2 separate regions of the Homo sapiens genome follow, and region 1 is linked to region 2. A link is a contact called in ENCODE Hi-C or POLR2A ChIA-PET data. All regions are on one chromosome and are shown on one strand. The core of a region is the stretch at or near the end of the contact, and the rest is flanking DNA. Distances in the headings are between cores, read along the strand shown. Region 1 overlaps PODXL (podocalyxin like). Region 2 overlaps LOC105375508 (a long non-coding RNA gene).

The links. Hi-C counts contacts between places; a loop is a spot of excess contacts on that map. ChIA-PET counts read pairs that join two places held with the same protein, here RNA polymerase II (POLR2A). Pooled maps may share reads with other maps.
Region 1: a map of OCI-LY7 shows a loop between it and region 2 (2.3-fold over the local background). The contact joins two enhancer-like sites. A Hi-C loop is called at or near these places in 1 of 168 maps with a recorded cell type or tissue (OCI-LY7), 1 of 37 single-sample maps with no recorded cell type and 7 of 50 pooled maps. POLR2A ChIA-PET finds 5 or more read pairs at or near these places in 2 of 52 experiments (OCI-LY7 and activated T-cell).

Annotation. Positions count from the first base shown.
Region 1 is chr7:131,500,458-131,504,305 of GRCh38, reverse strand. It overlaps PODXL (podocalyxin like), which reads left to right. Exons shown (of 9, transcript NM_001018111.3): 9 at 1-3,848. Among named protein-coding and RNA genes, the nearest start is that of PODXL, 54 kb to the left of the region's middle. Within about 2 kb of position 1,288, at least 14 of the 41 ENCODE cell types and tissues checked have a DNase peak (open chromatin) inside an H3K27ac peak, as active enhancers do.
Region 2 is chr7:130,843,363-130,847,266 of GRCh38, reverse strand. The region is part of intron 3 of LOC105375508 (a long non-coding RNA gene); the gene reads right to left. It also overlaps the pseudogene LOC100133252. Among named protein-coding and RNA genes, the nearest start is that of MIR29A, 31 kb to the left of the region's middle. Within about 2 kb of position 1,911, at least 5 of the 41 ENCODE cell types and tissues checked have a DNase peak (open chromatin) inside an H3K27ac peak, as active enhancers do.

The DNA.
Region 1 (3,848 bases), core at 39-2,538, 660 kb before region 2:
TCTGCCGGTGGCCTCCAGCAGCACCACAGAGCTCCAGACCAACCACCCCAAGTGCCGTTTGGATGGGGAAGGGAAAGACTGGGGAGGGAGAGTGAACTCCGAGGGGTGTCCCCTCCCAATCCCCCCAGGGCCTTAATTTTTCCCTTTTCAACCTGAACAAATCACATTCTGTCCAGATTCCTCTTGTAAAATAACCCACTAGTGCCTGAGCTCAGTGCTGCTGGATGATGAGGGAGATCAAGAAAAAGCCACGTAAGGGACTTTATAGATGAACTAGTGGAATCCCTTCATTCTGCAGTGAGATTGCCGAGACCTGAAGAGGGTAAGTGACTTGCCCAAGGTCAGAGCCACTTGGTGACAGAGCCAGGATGAGAACAAAGATTCCATTTGCACCATGCCACACTGCTGTGTTCACATGTGCCTTCCGTCCAGAGCAGTCCCGGGCAGGGGTGAAACTCCAGCAGGTGGCTGGGCTGGAAAGGAGGGCAGGGCTACATCCTGGCTCGGTGGGATCTGACGACCTGAAAGTCCAGCTCCCAAGTTTTCCTTCTCCTACCCCAGCCTCGTGTACCCATCTTCCCACCCTCTATGTTCTTACCCCTCCCTACACTCAGTGTTTGTTCCCACTTACTCTGTCCTGGGGCCTCTGGGATTAGCACAGGTTATTCATAACCTTGAACCCCTTGTTCTGGATTCGGATTTTCTCACATTTGCTTCGTGAGATGGGGGCTTAACCCACACAGGTCTCCGTGCGTGAACCAGGTCTGCTTAGGGGACCTGCGTGCAGGTGAGGAGAGAAGGGGACACTCGAGTCCAGGCTGGTATCTCAGGGCAGCTGATGAGGGGTCAGCAGGAACACTGGCCCATTGCCCCTGGCACTCCTTGCAGAGGCCACCCACGATCTTCTTTGGGCTTCCATTTCCACCAGGGACTAAAATCTGCTGTAGCTAGTGAGAGCAGCGTGTTCCTTTTGTTGTTCACTGCTCAGCTGATGGGAGTGATTCCCTGAGACCCAGTATGAAAGAGCAGTGGCTGCAGGAGAGGCCTTCCCGGGGCCCCCCATCAGCGATGTGTCTTCAGAGACAATCCATTAAAGCAGCCAGGAAGGACAGGCTTTCCCCTGTATATCATAGGAAACTCAGGGACATTTCAAGTTGCTGAGAGTTTTGTTATAGTTGTTTTCTAACCCAGCCCTCCACTGCCAAAGGCCAAAAGCTCAGACAGTTGGCAGACGTCCAGTTAGCTCATCTCACTCACTCTGATTCTCCTGTGCCACAGGAAAAGAGGGCCTGGAAAGCGCAGTGCATGCTGGGTGCATGAAGGGCAGCCTGGGGGACAGACTGTTGTGGGAACGTCCCACTGTCCTGGCCTGGAGCTAGGCCTTGCTGTTCCTCTTCTCTGTGAGCCTAGTGGGGCTGCTGCGGTTCTCTTGCAGTTTCTGGTGGCATCTCAGGGGAACACAAAGCTATGTCTATTCCCCAATATAGGACTTTTATGGGCTCGGCAGTTAGCTGCCATGTAGAAGGCTCCTAAGCAGTGGGCATGGTGAGGTTTCATCTGATTGAGAAGGGGGAATCCTGTGTGGAATGTTGAACTTTCGCCATGGTCTCCATCGTTCTGGGCGTAAATTCCCTGGGATCAAGTAGGAAAATGGGCAGAACTGCTTAGGGGAATGAAATTGCCATTTTTCGGGTGAAACGCCACACCTCCAGGGTCTTAAGAGTCAGGCTCCGGCTGTAGTAGCTCTGATGAAATAGGCTATCCACTCGGGATGGCTTACTTTTTAAAAGGGTAGGGGGAGGGGCTGGGGAAGATCTGTCCTGCACCATCTGCCTAATTCCTTCCTCACAGTCTGTAGCCATCTGATATCCTAGGGGAAAAGGAAGGCCAGGGGTTCACATAGGGCCCCAGCGAGTTTCCCAGGAGTTAGAGGGATGCGAGGCTAACAAGTTCCAAAAACATCTGCCCCGATGCTCTAGTGTTTGGAGGTGGGCAGGATGGAGAACAGTGCCTGTTTGGGGGAAAACAGGAAATCTTGTTAGGCTTGAGTGAGGTGTTTGCTTCCTTCTTGCCCAGCGCTGGGTTCTCTCCACCCAGTAGGTTTTCTGTTGTGGTCCCGTGGGAGAGGCCAGACTGGATTATTCCTCCTTTGCTGATCCTGGGTCACACTTCACCAGCCAGGGCTTTTGACGGAGACAGCAAATAGGCCTCTGCAAATCAATCAAAGGCTGCAACCCTATGGCCTCTTGGAGACAGATGATGACTGGCAAGGACTAGAGAGCAGGAGTGCCTGGCCAGGTCGGTCCTGACTCTCCTGACTCTCCATCGCTCTGTCCAAGGAGAACCCGGAGAGGCTCTGGGCTGATTCAGAGGTTACTGCTTTATATTCGTCCAAACTGTGTTAGTCTAGGCTTAGGACAGCTTCAGAATCTGACACCTTGCCTTGCTCTTGCCACCAGGACACCTATGTCAACAGGCCAAACAGCCATGCATCTATAAAGGTCATCATCTTCTGCCACCTTTACTGGGTTCTAAATGCTCTCTGATAATTCAGAGAGCATTGGGTCTGGGAAGAGGTAAGAGGAACACTAGAAGCTCAGCATGACTTAAACAGGTTGTAGCAAAGACAGTTTATCATCAGCTCTTTCAGTGGTAAACTGTGGTTTCCCCAAGCTGCACAGGAGGCCAGAAACCACAAGTATGATGACTAGGAAGCCTACTGTCATGAGAGTGGGGAGACAGGCAGCAAAGCTTATGAAGGAGGTACAGAATATTCTTTGCGTTGTAAGACAGAATACGGGTTTAATCTAGTCTAGGCACCAGATTTTTTTCCCGCTTGATAAGGAAAGCTAGCAGAAAGTTTATTTAAACCACTTCTTGAGCTTTATCTTTTTTGACAATATACTGGAGAAACTTTGAAGAACAAGTTCAAACTGATACATATACACATATTTTTTTGATAATGTAAATACAGTGACCATGTTAACCTACCCTGCACTGCTTTAAGTGAACATACTTTGAAAAAGCATTATGTTAGCTGAGTGATGGCCAAGTTTTTTCTCTGGACAGGAATGTAAATGTCTTACTGGAAATGACAAGTTTTTGCTTGATTTTTTTTTTTAAACAAAAAATGAAATATAACAAGACAAACTTATGATAAAGTATTTGTCTTGTAGATCAGGTGTTTTGTTTTGTTTTTTTAATTTTAAAATGCAACCCTGCCCCCTCCCCAGCAAAGTCACAGCTCCATTTCAGTAAAGGTTGGAGTCAATATGCTCTGGTTGGCAGGCAACCCTGTAGTCATGGAGAAAGGTATTTCAAGATCTAGTCCAATCTTTTTCTAGAGAAAAAGATAATCTGAAGCTCACAAAGATGAAGTGACTTCCTCAAAATCACATGGTTCAGGACAGAAACAAGATTAAAACCTGGATCCACAGACTGTGCGCCTCAGAAGGAATAATCGGTAAATTAAGAATTGCTACTCGAAGGTGCCAGAATGACACAAAGGACAGAATTCCTTTCCCAGTTGTTACCCTAGCAAGGCTAGGGAGGGCATGAACACAAACATAAGAACTGGTCTTCTACACTTTCTCTGAATCATTTAGGTTTAAGATGTAAGTGAACAATTCTTTCTTTCTGCCAAGAAACAAAGTTTTGGATGAGCTTTTATATATGGAACTTACTCCAACAGGACTGAGGGACCAAGGAAACATGATGGGGGAGGCAGAGAGGGCAAGAGTAAAACTGTAGCATAGCTTTTGTCACGGTCACTAGCTGATCCCTCAGGTCTGCTGCAAACACAGCATGGAGGACACAGATGACTCTTTGGTGTTGGTCTTTTTGTCTGC
Region 2 (3,904 bases), core at 662-3,161:
CCCTTCTCAGCACAATGCATACCCACTACCACCTTGGAATTGTCTGTTTTCCCACTGTCATGAGCTAAACTGTGTCCTCCGCACCACCAACACTTCAAACGTTGACATTTTAAACCTCAGAATCTCAGAATGTGACTGTACTTGGAGATGGAGTCTTTAAGTAGGAAGTAAATTAAAGTGAGATCATGAGGGTAGGCCCTTATCCAACATGATCAGTGTCCTTATAAAAAGAGATTAGGACACAGACACACACAGAAGGAAGACCAACTAAAAACACACAGAGAAGACGGCCATCTACAAGCCAAGGAGAGAGGCTCGGAAGACACGATCCCTGGCCACATCTTGATCTCCGAATCTCCGTGGTTGAAGCCACCCAGCCTGTGGTACTGTGTTATGGCAGCCTGAGCCAATGAACACACTCAGCCATCCTGTTAATTAGATGTTTGGTGACAGTGAGGGTTAATTTGATGTGTCAACTTAGCTAGGCTGTGATGCTCAGTTTTGGTTAAACACCAGTCTAGATGTTGCTATAAAGATATATTTTAGGTGTGATTAATACTGAAATATTTAAATCAGTAGACTTTGAGTAAAACAGATTTCCCTTCATAATGTGGATGGGTCTCATCTAGTCGGTTGAAGGTCTTAAGAAAAATGACTGAGGTCCCTGAAGAAGAAGGAACTCTGCCTTCAGACTCGACTACAATATCAACTCCTCCCAGAATTTCTAGCCCGCTAGCCAGCCCCAACCTACCAACCCCCACAATCAAGAGCCAGTTCCTTAAAATAAATCTCTCTATATATGTGTATATATATATTTCTATATATACACACACATATGTATATATTTATACACATACCTATCTGCATACATGCATGTATACACATAGGTATATCTATATACACACGTACACATATATATGTGTATAAATATATATATATATATATACACATATAATTATGTATGTCCGATTCTGTTTCTCAGGAGAACCCCAACACAGTGACTAAGGACTGATGTTTCATATACCTAACTCTGTGCTCTTGCTTGTTTTATTTAAAATATTTTAAAATATTTTAATATATTTTAAAAGCATGAGAGAGAAATTTTTCAGACCATATTTCTCATACTTTTCAAATATAAAATACATTTACTTATTTCCAGATTTGTGGATGAAAGAACTGGTCAAATACTTGCATCCAAGCAAACTAGTTCATCGTCGTGTTGTTCTCTCTCATGTTTTAACGATGACCTCGAGCACTGCGAGAGGATGTTACCAGATGAGAGCCAGGGAGAAGGCAGAGAGATCATCCACAGGCCTTACGGTTACACCCATAGTGTGCTGGCAGCCAGTGAATTCCACGAGAATGAACCATCAGGGTTATAATTTTCAGCTTTGTTGTGAGCATCCTGCCTTTGCCTTTTGATCCTGCCTAATCTTGTTCTCCCCTGCACATTTGCTGCCTCATTTCTTCCTTCAGAAATGGCAAGTTTTCTTTCTGCTAAGTACATAAACAGCTTCTAATCAGCAAACAATCGGCTGTAGATGTAGAGGGTTTGGCCAGGAGGAGAAACAGAGATGTGAGAAACAGATGAGAGCAGTGGGCAAGCCTGGGGAACGCCCATGGGCACAGAGCCCCTGGAGGGCAGGGCATGCGGGGGTGGAGAGGATGAGGAATGTGCCCCACTCGCACCTGTGACCAGGGACACAGACGTGTGAGCCTCGCTGACAGAAGACAGCTGTGGGACCCAAGGGATCAAGAGCTTCACCCAGCTAACAGAACTACACATACTTGCAAATTTCTAATTTTGAAGAGGCTTCCCATGAAGGTGAGGGAATTTAGAGAAAAACGAAGGGCAGGGTGGCCCTGGGGAAGACTCATTGCCTGGGATGGTGCCAACAAGGGGCTGGGCTTTGAAACAGTGAGAGATGACGTGTGGCCGGGTGCCGTGGTGCATGCCTGTAATCCCAGCACTTTGGGAAGCTGAAGCGGGAAAATCACTTGAGCCCAGGAGTTCAAGACCAGCCTTGGCAATAAAATGAGACCCCACCTCTACAAAAATTTTTTTAAAATTAGGCATGGTGGCACCCACCTGTAGTCCCAGCTAACTGGGAGGATGAGGTGGGAAGATCACTTGAGCTCCAGAACTTCAGACTGCAGTGAGCTATGATTGCACCACTGCACTCCAGCACGGGTGACAGAGCCAGACCCTGTCTCTTAAAAAAACAAATGAACAAATAAACCAAAAAAAAAGGATATGAGGCAGCCCAGCAGCCCGCATGGCAGAAGATACCAAGACCATTTGGGAAGTCTTACTCACCATAACACACTAAGAAGCAGTATTGTCCAATAGAACCTTCCGGAGTGATGGAAATATTTTATATCTGCACTACCCAATACGGTAGCCTCCAGGCATATGTCACTACTGAGCACTCAAAACATTGCTAGTGCAACTGAGCAACTGGCTTTTACATTTTACTTGATTTTAATTAGAATTTAAATGGCCACATGTGGCTGGTGGCTGCCATATTGAACAGCACAGCCATCAGGTCTTCCTAACACACTGATTGATGTGTCTCCCAACGTAGTTTGGGGAAGGAGTGCTATGAATAAATGAGCGCACAATCCTCTTGCTACTGAATGCTCCACATTTGAATTATTAGCAATCTAAAGGGTTGGCTGGAGCCAGTGAGAATGAAGACACCTCCTTTTTTTTAGGGTCTTTAGGAGACCCTAAAAGCCTGGTGGAGGAGCTTAGCCACCAGCATTACCTGATCTGGTAAGCAGTGAATCAGAATGTCCTTGGCAGGAAACACTATCATTTGGGTGCATAATTAACCCCAGTCTGGTCGTCAGTTATAACCTTAGAAACAAGAGCTAAAACTTCACACCCTTGGTCTGTTTCCAAATGTGGGACTATTGTTTTTAGGTACTTCAATGTTTAGTAGATTTAGAAGAAAATCCCTCCAGCTGTAAGGGAGCTTTATAAATAGGAGAAAATAACATTTGTCATATTTGCCTTGGGAGATTTGGGCTCAGCCACGGACTCAGAAGCTCTGGGCAACACCTCTGCGTCCCCTCCCCTCACCTGTTCCATCTGTACAGCTGAGAAAGAAAGGCTTTCTCAGGGTTTCTTTAAGGAAGAAGATTAGAACCATTATAAAGCATTTTAACAAATGCAAAGTACCCTTCTATATAAATTATAACATGTTTTTACTTACTTGATTTCTTCTTTTGGGGGGAAATGAAGCATTGCTTTTGAGTATAATATGGAAGAAGTTTAATAGCACAATTACAGCCGAGTCTTCAAAGTAGAGAAAGAGGCCGAGACCGCCTGTGTGTCCAACCGAGCGCACGTGCACCAGCGGGGCCCGAGCAGAGGCAGCACCCGGCTCTTGTGGGGGAAATGGAGGGAGAGCCACGGTTTAGAGATAGGGAAAGCTGTGGGGCACATTATGCCCTGGGAGGAGAAAGCACAAAACCAGAGGCTCTGAGGGACAAAGAGGAAGGAGGGCAGAGCATGAGGCAGAGCAACCCAACAGCCATGGAGGCTGAAGAGACGATGCAACACCTACAGGAGTTCCGTGAACGTCATAACAAGATCCTCGACCAACTGAATGAACAGTGAGGGCAGGACCGCTTTACTGACATCACCCTGATTGTGGACGGACACCATCTGAAGGCTCACAAGGCCGTTTTGGCTGCTTGCAGTAAGTTCCACAATTCTTTTTTTTTTTTTTTTTTTTGAGATGAAGTCACACTTTGTCACCCAGGCTGAAGTGCAGTGACCCGATCCTGGCTCACTGCAACCTCCACCTCCCGGGTTCAAGCGATTCTCCTGCCTCAGCCTCCCAAGTAGCTGGGACTACAGGCACCCGCCATCACATCTGGCTAATTTTTGTATTTT